2 separate regions of the Homo sapiens genome follow, and region 2 is linked to region 1. A link is a contact called in ENCODE Hi-C or POLR2A ChIA-PET data. All regions are on one chromosome and are shown on one strand. Each heading gives the region's core, a stretch centred on a gene start or an enhancer-like site at or near the end of the contact. The rest is flanking DNA. Distances are from core to core; before and after follow the strand shown.

Region 1 (7,052 bases), core at 2,674-5,173:
AAGCCCACTTGTCATTCATTGAGGACCCAGAGATGGGGCTAGGCACATCTATCCAGGCTTTCTTCCTGCAGTTCTGTTCTCAGTTGAAAAACAACATCAGTGGAAGAGGTAGGCCAGTGGAGAGCAGCTGGGCCATGAAGGGAAAGACAGAAAAAGTTCATAAGCTGGCACACAAGAGCCGCAGCCATCCTATGGGGCAATGTGGACCCTGAAGACTCGCCTGCCTTCAGAGGCTGGCGCCACCACATGCCTCAGCCTCACCGAGCCTCAGCTTTCTCATGGAGGAAGTGAGAGGGTAATCCCAGACCTGCCCCAGTCTCAACATTGAGAAGTGGGGTGATGTGGGGAGTCTCTCCAGATCAGCATACTCTGCTCCAATGCTCCTGTTGTATTAAAAAAAAATCTTTGAGGCCGGGCGCGGTGGCTCACACCTGTAATCTCAGCACTTTGGGAGGCCGAGGCAGGCAGATCACCAGCTCAGGAGTTCGAGACCAGCCTGGTCAACATGGTGAAAACCCGTCTCCACTAAAAATACAAAAATTAGCTGGGTGTGGTGGCATGCGCCTGTAGTCCCAGTTACTCAAGAGGCTGAGGCAGGAGAATAACTTGAACTCGGGAGGTGGAGGTTGCAGTGAGTCAAGATCGTACTACTGCACTCCAGCCTGGGCGACAGAGCAAGACTTCATCTCAGAAAAAAAAACAAAAACAAACAAAAAAAAAATTTGAGAAAATTATACACATATTACATCTTTGTCATTAAAATATCCAGGAAACACAGATAGGCGAAAGGAAGTCAAAAACATAACTGTTAATTGTAGAGGAAAGAGCTGTTAACATCTGGACATAGGCTTTTTCAGCATTTCCAGTACCTAGATATATATTTTAATTGGCTTATACTTTATATATGGCTTGGTAATTTCCCTTTTTTTCACTCAACAATATGCCATGAGTTTCTTTCTACGTCAATAAGCAAACTTCCTCGACATATTCTAATGTTTGCATGACATTCTGTCAATGTGTTGTATGACTAATTTTTCCTTTCCCTGGGGTCTAAATATGATCTAGCACAGAACTGTTACTGATCCTGACTTTATTTAAAATTTTGATGTTTGGTTCACCATGGATTAATCTTTATTTTTAAAAAGTTGCATTAAAATATTACTTGTCTTGATTATGGGGTTTTGGGGTACCCCCTACTTCAGTTGCTTCACCCTCATTCCAGCCCTGTGTCATGTAGATACTCCATACTTTATGCCACTAAATGTTGGGATCCTTGAGTTGTTTCCAGTATTCCAGTTTCTCTGTCTCTGTATTTCCAGAATCCAGTACAATGCCTGGTGCCTGGTAAGCACTCAATAAATATTTGTTGTATGACTGAATGGACGGATGAATGAATGAATGAATGAATTGGTGAAGGAAGGAAACACTGCAATGATTATTTTTGTGCCTAAATTTTTGTACACATCCCCTGAAGGAAAAGGGAATGGGTGTCAAGAGAGGAGGAGGAAAGGCAGAGGCCTTAATGGAAGGACAGCACAGGACCAGGTGTCCACAGCACAGTCCAGGGGAGGCAGCAGTCTGAGTCATGTGTGTGTGGGCGTGAGGCAGGGCTCTAGTGGGCTGGAGTTGCCCTCTCAGTTTATGCACTATCCAAGCCCACCTGGAACCCCCTTTGGAAGTCCCCAAATGGAGCTATCACTACTGCGGCGTGGCTCTAGCCCAAAGAGCTGGAACCAAAACACGGCCATATCCCAGCTGTGTGACTAGCACATGCTCACACAGAGGCGGCACACACACCCAGCCCCAAGAGCCTCCCTCGCACAGGCTGACTCAGAAACTCACTTGGAGACTGGGCTGCAGGCCCGCTGGCCGGCTTACTTCTCCAGGGGTGCCGAGACTCTGTGCCCCCAGCGTAGAGCTGCCTCTCCATAGCAATAGCAACAGGGGGTTTTCTCAACCCTAACCAACGTGTGGAATTTTAAAATAACAAAGCCAGAATCCAAGAGAGGAAATTCTAAGAACATGAAATAAGTCAAAAAAGCAGAGGTGGCTGTTTATTTTCCATCGACTGCTTCGTCCTCTGCCTCCCTCCCTGACCCCAAAGGCTGGGGGAGGGGTCCGGATTCAGATGTCAGCACCACAAAGCTAAAGGAAACCCATCTTCCTGTGTTTGCCAAGGAACAATGCTGGAGAGGCCATTCCAAGGCCTGCACTTTTCCTCTGCACATAAGAATTTAGGTCCCAGTGCATTCATGGGACAAAGAACTTCTGGATATAAACATTTCTGTTCCATCACTCAGTGACATTTGTGACACACAGAGACTAAGATCCCGTGTGGCCTCATGTGCTCAGATCCATACTGACCCAAGCCGAGTGAGGATCTAGTAGGAGATTTACAGTCCTGGCCCCACCTTTCAGCTAATCAGCTGAAGGGTCTGATCTCCTCTACCACCCCAGTGACAACCTCCCAGCTCTGCTTTCTGTCCCTGCCCTCCGAGCTCCCATTAGTCCTTTTCTGGATACTGCCCAAGTTCAGCCTTCCTGGCCCTGACCCTCCTTGCTTCATTCATCCTGTTCTCAGCCCATGGGCCAATCTCCCATGCTGCACCTGCAAGCAAGGTCCTTCTCTGCTCCAATTCCTCCTTGCCCACAGCATTGGGTGCCCTGGATGTATTCCAGGATCTTTATGATGCCCTCTTCCATGCCAGTCTCATGTCCTGCATGCTACCACCCCCAAATCAGGGAAGGACAAAAAGCAGGAAGTTCCATGACCAGACCCACATGGTCTTCCCCTTGGGAAGGCCCCTCCGCAGGGATGAAGAGCTGGACAGCTGCCTTTTCGGAACCAGAAATCAGTACTACGAAGGGGAAGAGGAGTCAGTCAATCAGGCAAGGTGCTGAGAGACCAGCCAATGTACACAGAGCGCCTACTAGGTGCTAGGCCCCACACCAGATGCTTATGGGCATTATCTATCAGTCCCCACAATACTCCCACAGCAGCGTGCTGAGTCCTGATTCTCTTCTCACTCTTCACGGGCCACTGCTGTGCCTCTCGCAGAAGAGGGGCTCCATAGACCAACCAACATCATGAGTGGACTGAGATGGACACCCTGACCCTTACTGTGACTCAGCTGGGCCTTTGGCAGGCATGGGGAGAGGCCAGGAGCAGACTTATGCTCTGTTTGGGGGCCAATCGCAGCACAGGCTCTTCCTCTGCACATAAGGTTCCCTCTGTCTAAAATACTCTTCTCCCATCTTTTGGGCTGACTCCTACTGATCTTCCGTGTCACTCTGCAGCTTCTCCCAGGAAGCCCTCCTGGATCTCCACCCCCAATCTGTGTTATTCCTCGGTGTTCCCCCACACCCTGGGCTTCCCCCAACTCTCCCTCGGTGTTTCAGAGACTGTCTTGAGGATCAGAATGTCAGCCCCTCAAGGACAGGATGACTTCACCTCTGTGCCCCCAGAATTAATCTCAGGAACTGGCACGGAGCAGAGGCTCAGCAAATATTTGTTGAATGAGTTAAATGCTGTTAGGTATTCAGTCACTCCCTGGCCGATCAGAAAGCACCTAATCCTAAACTAGATTGTCCGCTTTCCCTCTTCTCTCCCCAGGTCTTGCCCTTCACAATGTGCCCCCTAAATGGGCACATTTTGGGATCTGAACCCTGTGCCCCTTGAGGCTGATGATGGAGAGGGGCACGTCCTATCTCCTCTTTGAGCTACTGGCCTGGCTTTCTCAGTGCCTCAGCGGACCACTGCGGGCTTCCCTCCTTTCCTCCAGCGCGACTGGTCTCGCCGCACCCCTGTCCGGTGCCTCCTGCGAGTCCCTCCTGGTCGCGGCCCTCGGGGCCCTGTCCTCCACCCGGACAGACGGACGTACCGGGGGCTTGGGGAGAGGGTGGCACAGAGCGGGCCGGCGTTCTCCAAGGAGAGGAGAACAAACTTGTGCGCTCAGAGCGCGCAGTGAACACCCTGCTCACATTCCTGCGCCGGCCGGAATGCCGGCCCGGGACCAGCCAAAGGCCGCATTCCTTGCGCCGCGGCCAGCTCGCAGCCCCGGCTCCTGCCCCGCCCCTGCCCGCCCCTACCCGCCCCCAAACCCGGCCCCGAGCCCTAGCCCTTGCGGGCGCCCCCCGGCGGCTGCCCCACTCCGCTCCCAGCCCGCCTTTTGGATCTGAGCGTCCCCTCTCCCTCTTCCCCGGGAAGCGTCCGGCTTCCCCACACTGCTGCTTCCATTTCTGCAGCCCCACTCCTCCATCGCTTTTAGTTTTGTTATTTGCTCCCAATGAAAACAGGTAAAAACCTTCCACGGCCCCTCAGAACCTTGGTGACAAACACCCCCGCCCCTGGGCGGCTTCATCTCCCGGGTTCCCCGCACCCCGCCTGGGCGCGGCCCTAGCCCTCTCTAACGCCCGCACCCCCTGGAGCTCCCGCCGGGGCTCCCGGCGCCTAGGGTCGGCTCCCACGCAGGCGCCTCGGGCCGGAGGCCCCGCTGCAGCCTGGGCCCTGCCCGCCTTGCCCAGAGGCTCTGCGGAGGGCTCAGGGAAGGAAACGCAGTCCGCCCCTGTCCCTGCGGCTCTGGGTTGGAAACTGTGAGAAAATGGGTCAAAGTGGGTCTGTAGGAGTGTCCACCCGCCCCGCCGGATAAAGCGCCGCTCCCCCGTAGTGAGGATCACGCTCTTGGGGAGAGTTGAGGCCCCAAGAAAGTCCATAACCACTGGGCTGGGGGTTTCCACGACGGTATAGAAACCACTCAGATCACACACATCAGCTGACACACACAGCTGCGCTCACGTGGAAACACCACGGAATCAAGTGAGCAAATGGACTTTTCCCTAAAGCCAGACCACAGGCCTGCGGAAGTCCCTGCCTTCCCGCAGGGACTCGAGGCGGGAGTGTGCGATGTGCGCTTGCCCCTGCAGGGGGCCTTGCCCAGATTCTTGGCCAGTGTGTGCTACCCAGGGCGGGCAAAGCATGGGCTTTCACCCATTTTCCCAGCTTGTTGACAGGGCGCTTTCTCAGTGGGAAAGGTGCCACGGCCTAACATCATTTGCGTGGGGAAATTTGCATGTTTATCAGCCCACAGACCTGTGAAGGACTCACCCTCTGGATGAAGTGACACCTGGGAACCCAGTAATGCAGCAAGGCATGCCTGGAACTTGCATTGCTCACCATCCGGAGCCGTGGTTTGTGCTGCCAGGAAAGGCGGGAAAACAGAACCCAGATTGTGATTGGCAGACTCCTGGCCTGGAGGAAGGGTGGGAAGTCAGGAGCGCTTCATGGGAGGCTGAGCCTGATGGCCGACTTGCCTTGCTTGGTTGGTTTCGTAACCTCTGAGAGCAGGAAAATAAAATGGCTCCTTTCCTACCTGGCAGGGGTGTGGCCTGCAATATCTGGAGGTAGGCCCAGAGTGCCCAGGTGGCAAGTGGCCATGCAGCCCTGATTTGAGGTTGTAGCCCTCGCTCAAGGTCTGTCTCTTCCCCATGACACAGAAGATGGACATTCTAGACATTTTACACCACCCTGGCAGTTCATCAAATGGCAGTGCCAAGGCTCTGCCTCAGTGGAATGTGAGGGTGCTCGAGGTGATGATGACTAAGTCAGACACAAGAGAAGCCCCAGTGAGGACCCTATTCATTTTACAGACACTTACTGAACCCAGCCCCTACCTCCAAGAGACTCACGGTCCCCTGCGGGAAGCAGACTCCTGGCCATTTCAGTGCAGAGTGATAAATGACAAGGCAAAAGCAGCCCCAGTGTGCAATTTGAGGACCACGAGGGGTACTGAACCCACCTCTGGGTGGGCCTTCTGGAAGGAGCTGCTCTCCAGGGGAAGTAGGGGCAGGGAGGAGGCTCTGCCAGGAGAAGAAACTTTCTGGCCTCTAGAGTCCTTTTTTTTTTTTTTTTTTTTTTGGTGACAGTCTTCCTCTATCACCCAGCTAGAGTACAGTGGTGCTATCCTGGCTCACTGCAGCCTCATACACCGGGCTCAAGCCATCCTCCTGCTTCAGCCTCTGAGTAACTGGGACTACAGGCATGAGCTACTATGCCCAGCCTAGAGTCCTTTTTAGTATTCTGCAGCCAACATGCCATTGTGCTGATGTTTTGCTAAAGAACCTCCACGGATTTTGCCAGTCATGTGGTTGGACTGAATAGCATTTAAGGCTTCCATTCCAAGGTCCCTTTCTGAAGATGAGTGGGATTATAATTTCCCACTGGGCCCAGGTAGGGGTCTGGTTTCGATGATGAATTGGCCTCAGAAATTCAGCCCCTTCTCTTGGAGTTGCTTAAAGTCAGGGCCCTCCTCACTGATGTGTGAAGTGTCATAGCACTCCCCACACTCAGGTGTGTCCAGTGTGTGCAGCAGAACTGGGCAGGGAGGGCTTGGCCCCAAGGGAGGACCAGCCCCCATCTCCCATGACCTTTCCCGCACACTTAGGTGAATGGCTGACCTCTTCGGAGTCTCACTTCATCCTTGTGCTTAAAATGAATAAACGACCCCCAGGCCTTCCCTATCCCATATTAAGAGAAATTAATTCAAATAATAAACTCTTTGAAAGACTAGAGTTTTCAAAAATGTCATTATACAGAATAACGTTTCTCAAAATCCCTAGTTTGTGGGGCATGGGCAGAGGGGTTTGGTGAAAATTCTTTTTCCTGGGCCAGCTGATAGTCTGAGCCGGGAGGCCATAAGTGAGGCCCAGGACTCTACATGCTTAAAAAATCGTCCTAAGGAATCCTGATGCTTTGACAGGAACTTATACAGACAACCTTACATTTGCTCTCAGGAAGTCCTCTTAGAAAGTTCATTTCACTATCTCGAATCTGGAATCCCAGCACTTTGGGAGGCTGAGGCAGGCAGATCGCTTTAGCCCAGGAGTTTGAGAACAGCCTTGGCAACATAATGAGACCCCATCTCTACAAAAGAAAGAAAAAATTAGCCATGCGTGGTGACACATGCCTGTGGTCCCAGCTACTTGGAAGGCTGAGGTGGATCGCTGAGCCAGGGAGGTCAAGGCTGCAATGAGCCGTGATTGTACCACTGCACTCA
Region 2 (7,052 bases), core at 3,045-5,544, 79 kb before region 1:
AGCAAACCCCAGTTCTGCCTGCCCTTTCCAGCCAGGGTCTCACACAGAAGCAGTCCATGGTGCCCACTGAGGCTGGCAGGAGGGCAGCAGGGGAGAGGGGCCATCCATGGGCATCCAGGGAGGTGAGACTCAGGCTGCACAGAGGTGCGGGGCAGCAGAAGCCCCAAACTCGGAGAGTGGGAAGTTACGCTGTTGGGCGGAGTCAGAGTAGGAGCACAGAGGTTCCCCTGAAGGAGGCCGGTGTCACCTGCAGCTTTCCCTAGTGCCCAAGCTGAGGTGAGGGTGTTCCCCACAAAAGCAAGCTATTCTTGGCAGGTAAAGACACACTCATACCTCACACAGCTACCCTGGCTGTGGGCATGGTAGCAAATTGACTGCTGGTTCTGCTAACCAGTTCAAACTCTGTCAGCAGAGCTTGTCACTTTGTAACCAGGCCTGGACCATATTATCTACTCCTTCTTCCATTCAACGGATATTTATTGTGCCAGCACTCTTGTAGTGTCTGGAAATCGTGGTCCCCGGAGCTAACATTCCAGCGAGGAGAACAGACCATATGCAAGACAAATAAGTGAACATACAGTGTCTCAGGTGTCGGTAAAGTGTGGTGGAGAAAAATAGAGTTGGGACAGGAGACAAAGAGACAGGAAGGGGTACGGACAGAGCTGGGAGGGACTGGGAAGGAAGTTGCACAGAAGTTCTAGTGTGACCCTGCTCTTCTTTTGTCTCCTATGATGGTCTTCCCCTAATCTTGTAGCCGACAACAAAGAATCAGGGTGCACTTTGTTGCTCCCCTGCGGTATCCAAGAGCCCAGAGATGAGCCAATACCACCCGAACTGAGCACTTTCCTCACCTCCCTTCCAAAAGCCAGTCCTGCTAATCCTACCTCCTAACCTTAGAAAGGTCCTATCCAGAAGTCTGTCATTATTCTACCTTCTGTATATTCAGGTCTGCTTCTCCACACATGATCACGCTTCAAAAATTCCCATGGCCCTGCCTCTTCTCCTGTGTTCCTCACCTATCATGCCCTCCTCCTACTCAAACACTTCACACTCAAAGGTGAAACTCTAACCCATCCATTTCCAGAATCCCTCCTTGCCCACATCAGCCCTGTGGACCTCTCTTCCTGATCTCTGATAGCACAGTATACCTGAGCCCCATGATTGAGGCAGTGGTCTCCTGACTGTTGATTTGGTGCCTCCAGCCATCCTGGTTGTGCCTCCTGTGTTTTTATCTCTTCTGTGTCCCTGAAATGCAAGTTCATCTGAGCAAACAAAAGGTACACCACAGATATAGCTCATTTCTCCCTTAAAAACAAGGCTTTGCTTTGTCTAAATGTTCTTCTCTCCATCTGAGAAATGAAAAAGGTTTGGAAAATTCCAGCATGGGAGTGTTCAGCCTTATTTGAGTTGTGCAAGTGGGAAAAAATGTGCTTTTCCCAAAATTAAAAAAATTTCCCCAGCCTTTCCTCTGAAAGCAATTCACAAACCTCTGAGACCAGTATGTAAGCTTGCCAGTTTCTTCACCTCTCTGAGGAATGAATTGTCCTCCCATTTGTATGTCATGGGCACGCATGCATTTGTGGGCAAAAGAGGAGAATGGAGTCAGAGTGGAAGTTAACCAATCTTGAAAATGAAGCATGTGACAAGTGGAAAAGGCAAGCTCTTTGATGCCCAAGTCCCCTGGCTTTCCAGTGTACAAAAGAACCCACTGCTCAACAGCAGTAACCCCTGACTGTTTCTATTCTTCCTCTGCATCTATCCCAGTGTTTCTTCTTTCTGATGAAGGCAGCTGCCATGTTGTGAGTTGCCCTGTGGAGAAGCCCATGTGTCAAGAAACTGAGGGTGGGCTGGGCATGATGGCTCATACCTATAATCCCAGCACTTTGGGAGGCTGTGGTGGGTTGATCACTTGAGGTCAGGAGTCCAAAACCAGCCTGGCCAACATGATAAAACCCTGTCTCTACAAAACAAAAAAAGACAAACAAAAAAAACACAAAAAAATTAGCTGGGAATGGTGGTGAGTGCCTGTAATCCCAGCTACTCGAGAGGCTGAGGCACGAGAATCACTTGAACCTGGGAGACGGAGGTTGCAGTGAGCCAAGATCACACTGTACTCCAGCCTGGGTGACAGAGCAAGAATCCATCTCAAAAAAAAAAAAAAAAGAAAAAAGAAAAAAGAAGAAAAGAAACAGAGGGTGGCTTCTGGCCATTCAGTGAGGTCCTGAGGCACTCGGTCCAACAGCCTGCAAGAAACTGAATCCTGTCAACAACCATGTGAGCTTGGAAGCAGATACTCCCACATTTGAGTCTCCAGATGAGACTGTGGCTGCAGCCAGTGCTTTGCTGGTAACTTGTGAGAGATGCTGAGCCACAGGACCTAGCTAAGTGGCATCCATATTTCAGATCCATGGTAACTGTAAGTTAGTAAACTTTGTTGTTTTAAGCCACTAAGGTTTGGGGTAATTTGTTATGAAGCAATAAATAACTCATATGCCAACTATGTGCCAGGCACTATTCTTGGCTCTGGGGACAGAGCAGAGGACAAAACATACAGCATCTTTGTGCTGACATAGCCGACATCTAATGAGGGAAGGCAGATGATAAATAAAGCATGTCGACCACTTTAGTGTCCCCCAGAATTCATGTATTGGAAACTTAGTCTCCAATACAACAGTACAGGGAGGTGGGGTTTAATGGGAGGTGTGTAGATCATGAGGGCTCCACCCTATGAGTGAATTATTGCTTGTAGGCTGGGAGCAGTGGCTCATGCCTGTAATCCCAGCACTTCGGGAGGCTGAGGCTGGCAGATCACGAAGTCAGGAGATAGAGACCATCCTGGCTAAGATGGTGAAACCCCATCTCTACTAAAAATACAAAAAATTAGCTGGGCGTGGTGGCACGTGCCTGTAGTCCCAGCTACTAGGGAGGCTGAGGCCGGAGAATTGCTTGAACCTGGGAGGCGGAGGTTGCAGTGAGCCGAGATCACGCCATTGTACTCCAGCCTGGGTGACAGAGTGAGACTTCGTCTCAAAAAAAAAAAAAAAAAAAAAGGCTCGCAGATGTGGATTCACTCTCTCTTGCCCTTCTACCTTCCACCATATGAAGACATAGTAAGAAGGCCCACACCAGAAGCCAGAGCCTTGATCTTGGACATCCCAGACGCCAGAACTGTGAGTAGTAAATTTCTGTTCTTTATAAATTACCTAGTCTAAGATATTCTGACATAGCAGCACAAATAGAGTAAGACAGTGACAGAGAAAAATAAAGCAGTGAAGGGAATTGGGGAATTGCCAGGGTTTAAGGGTGAGTGGTGAGGTGGGGGTGATAGTGGTTGTAGCTTTAAATAGGGTGAAGAGGAAAGACCTCTCTGAGAAGGTAGCATTGAGCAGAGACCTGCAAGTGAAGGAGTGAGCCATGAGCTATCTAGGGAACGAATGTTACAGACAGAAGAAACAGTCTAGAATGAGTTTTTGTTTTACTTAGCAAAACAAAATTCAGAGAAGGAAACTCTCTTGGCTCCTCTGTTTAGCCTGTAGAAAAAAAATAACTAAGCACTAGCAGCTCACCAAAAATGCATTTTAACTTCCCTCCTGCCCACAGAAAGAGTCAGAAGTCAGACAGAGATAAGCTGTGTTTCCGTTTTCTTTCTTTCCTACATCCTCAATATAGGCAGTTACACACCTTGGCAGGTGGGACCTCTGTGATTTTGAGGTGGTGAAAGAAGCAGTCTAATGCCTTCTTGTCCTACCATTTACCTTGGTGCGGTTTTCCTGCTTGAGTTGGAGTAGAGCATGTAGGGATCGGGGAGCTGGGGCCACAAGCTACAGGAATACCAGCTGGAGAAGACTTGCATGGCCCAGCTCACTCTGGGATCCTTGGGTCCACCCATTCACATTGGGCCAGACCCCAACAGGGGTCTAAGAAATCCAGCCAGGACCACTCTGGCTGCCCAGGGATGGTCAGAGCCAGGGACACTGATGACCACTCACTTCTATCCACACAGGCCTGAGGCTTATCTGAGGAATTCAAGGAGAGAGCAGTTTCCAAATGAGTTGCCCTTTGAAAAACGTAGACCTAAGAAAGTTATTCTATTGTGTAAGTGAGAAGGGAGAGTTTGGGTTGGCCCACTGATCCTCCTTCTCCACACCACTGTGCTCAGAGTGAGGCTGGACATTGAGATTCTGACACCACAGCTGCCTAGGGGAAAATCTGATTTGTGAGAGGAACAGCCAAGAGCAGCTCCCCTTCAGAAATTGGACCAGAGCCAGATTTGACTCTTTGGCCTAAGTCAGAATCAAATAGCTGCCTGTGACTTCTGCCAAACACTGGCTTGACTTGATGCCTCTCACACCCAAGAAAAAAGGGATGTGAACTTTCCATCCAGCTCAAGTCCTCCAGCTCTTCACAGTGTCCTACCTTGGAACCCAGGGTACTCTGCCTCTTTGCAAACAGCAGAGAAGTTTGCAATAAAGACCTTTCCCAGCCAACAAAAATGGGAAGCTTTTGTTACCATCTAGATATAGGAAACACTCACAGAGCAAAAGGAAAATGACCCCAAATGGAAGCACGGAGGTGTAGGAAGGAATAGAAAGCAATAAAAAGGGTCAATAGATGAGAAATTCCAAATGATTTACTCATTACAATATGTAAAAAACAGTAATAATATTTTGTGAGCTTTAAAATATATATAGAACTAGGCTGGGCGCTGTGGCTCACACCTGTTATCCCAGCACTTTGGGAGGCCAAGGCTGGCAGATCACTTGAGGTCCGGATTTCAAGGCCAGCCTGGCCAACATAGCGAAACGGCATCTCCACTAAAAATACAAAAATTAGCCAGGCATGGTGGCGCACTTGTAATCCCAGCTACTTGGGAGGCTGAGGCAGAAGAATCACTTGAACCTGGGAGGCAGAGGTTGCAGTAAGCCAAGATCATACCACTGCACTCCAGCCTGGGTAACAGAGAGCAAAACTCAGTCTCAAAATAAAATAAAATAAAATATATATGGAATTAAAATACATGACAAGAACAGAAAAGATGGGAGGGGAGTGAGTTACAGTGTTCTCAAGTCTTTACATTGCCCTGGAATTGCCAAAAGTATTAATTTACATTAGACTTTTTGTTGTTGTTGAGACAGGCTCTCTCTCTGTTGCCCTGGCTGGAGTGAAGTGGTGCAATCACGGCTCGCTGCAGCCTCCACGTCCAGAGCTCAGGCAATCCTCCCAATTAGCCTCCTGAGTAACTGGGACTATAGGCATACACCACCACACCCAGATCATTTTTTTATTTTTTGTAGAGACGAGGTCTCCCTGTATTGCCCAAGGTGGTCTCAAACTCCTGGGCTCAAGCAATCCTCCCTCTGTGGCCACTCAAAGTGCTGGGATTATAGGCTAAGACTTTAATAAGTCAAGGCTACATGTTGTAATCTCTAGAGTGACCATGGAAAAAAATAGGAAAACTATAACTAATAATCTAAGTGGGTTGGAATAATAAAAATACTTAATCCACAAGAAAGCAAGAAAGAAGAAAAACAAAATATGTAAAATCAATAAAAGACAAACGGTAAGATAGCGGATTTGAACGCTAGTATATTAATAATTCACTAAATATAAATGGGCTAAATGTCCCAATTAAAATCAAAGATTGTCAGACTGGATCCTTTTTAAAGGAAACTAACTCAGGACACCCTTTTGTCTGCTCCACTTAACCTTAGCCCTCTTACTGCTTGAAGGCTGACTTGATAGCTGGAAGTGCAGTGGTTATCTTACAACCATCAGGCTAAGTCTAGACGCGGTGGGCAAAGAAAGGAGGAACAGAAAGACAAAAAGAGCTGGGACACTAAAGATGCCGTGGAGCTGCCACACCAGTCCCAGTACCCACCTGCAGACTTCATGCATTATGGAAGAAAAATGAATCCCTTACTTAAGTTTAAGCCACTCTTAGTGTGGCATCCAATACTCATGGCCAAACATGATTCCTACTATACAAGGCTTAGGACATTACATCTGCAAAACCCACTGATTATTTGATACTAACTTTACCCCATTTAAATCCACTGGGTTGCATTCCACCTACAACTGATAGTAATCACAGTGTGACCACACTGCAAGAGATGAGACCACTGGACCAATCAGAACACAGAAGAGTTTAGCAGACTGGGACCAGCCGCACGCATATCCTGTGAGTGCCCACTTCTCAGACTCAGAGGGATATTGCTAGGGTACTTTATAAGCACCTTAAATGAGTTAGGGGGGAAAAGTGGCTTCCTGTAGGCAGCCACAAATCAAAAAGTTATATGGATCATCCCATGACAAAAACGTCCAAGAGTTAATTTCACTCCTTCAGCAAATTTTTATAGAGCACTTACTATGTGTCAAACATTGTTCTAGTCATCAAGGACACAGACACAAACAAAACAGGCAAAACTACCTGACTTTGTGCTGTTTACATTACAGTGGGGAAAACAAACAATAAAACAATAAATAAGTGAGATAAATAATATGTAGAATGGAAGTAAGTCAGTGGAGGAAAAAAAAATGTGGAAAAAAGGACAGGGACTAGAGTATGTTATAATTTAAATAAGGTGATCAGGGAAGGTTGTGCTAAAGGATGATGTTGATAAAAGACCCAAGGGAGTGAATAATAGACAAAGACAGGGACAGAAAGCTTCAATCTTCTCATCCCCAAAGCAAAAGGAGAGAATCCCAGATAACATGACTCATCCTCATGAACAGCTTTGGCAGAGGGTGCCGCTGGCTCAGAACTGCCCTTGAGTCTTAGTGAGGGAAACCTGGCACATGGGAGGTCCCACTGCAGTGGAGAGAGGTGAGAATTTAAAGAACTGCTCCATGAGAAGGTAATTATTGAGCATGTGCTGGACACCATTAGATATACAACAACCTTATCTATGAGCTAAGTTCTATTACAATGCTTATTTTGCACAAGCTGAGAGTGAGGCTCATCTTTTTGTTCTAGGTGGCAAAACCAGTTAGAGAGGAGAGAAGTTTTCCTGAGTTGCTGTTCTCAGCACCTTGCAATCCCCCACCCTAGCCCC

What was found. A loop is a pair of places that touch in the nucleus more often than their neighbours do. ChIA-PET counts read pairs that join two places held with the same protein, here RNA polymerase II (POLR2A). Pooled maps may share reads with other maps.
Region 2: a loop to region 1 is called in a pooled map, with 5 times the contacts of the local background. The contact joins the enhancer-like site here to the promoter of LINC02004 in region 1. A Hi-C loop is called at or near these places in 1 of 168 maps with a recorded cell type or tissue (transverse colon), 1 of 37 single-sample maps with no recorded cell type and 1 of 50 pooled maps. POLR2A ChIA-PET finds 5 or more read pairs at or near these places in 5 of 52 experiments (H1, T-cell, WTC11 and 1 more).

The regions. Positions count from the first base shown.
Region 1 is chr3:134,310,447-134,317,498 of GRCh38, reverse strand. It overlaps LINC02004 (long intergenic non-protein coding RNA 2004), which reads right to left and starts at 3,923. Exons shown (of 2, transcript NR_146711.1): 1 at 3,882-3,923. RefSeq lists an enhancer at 3,211-3,784.
Region 2 is chr3:134,389,758-134,396,809 of GRCh38, reverse strand. No RefSeq gene overlaps it. Among named protein-coding and RNA genes, the nearest start is that of AMOTL2, 19 kb to the right of the region's middle. Within about 2 kb of position 4,294, at least 5 of the 41 ENCODE cell types and tissues checked have a DNase peak (open chromatin) inside an H3K27ac peak, as active enhancers do.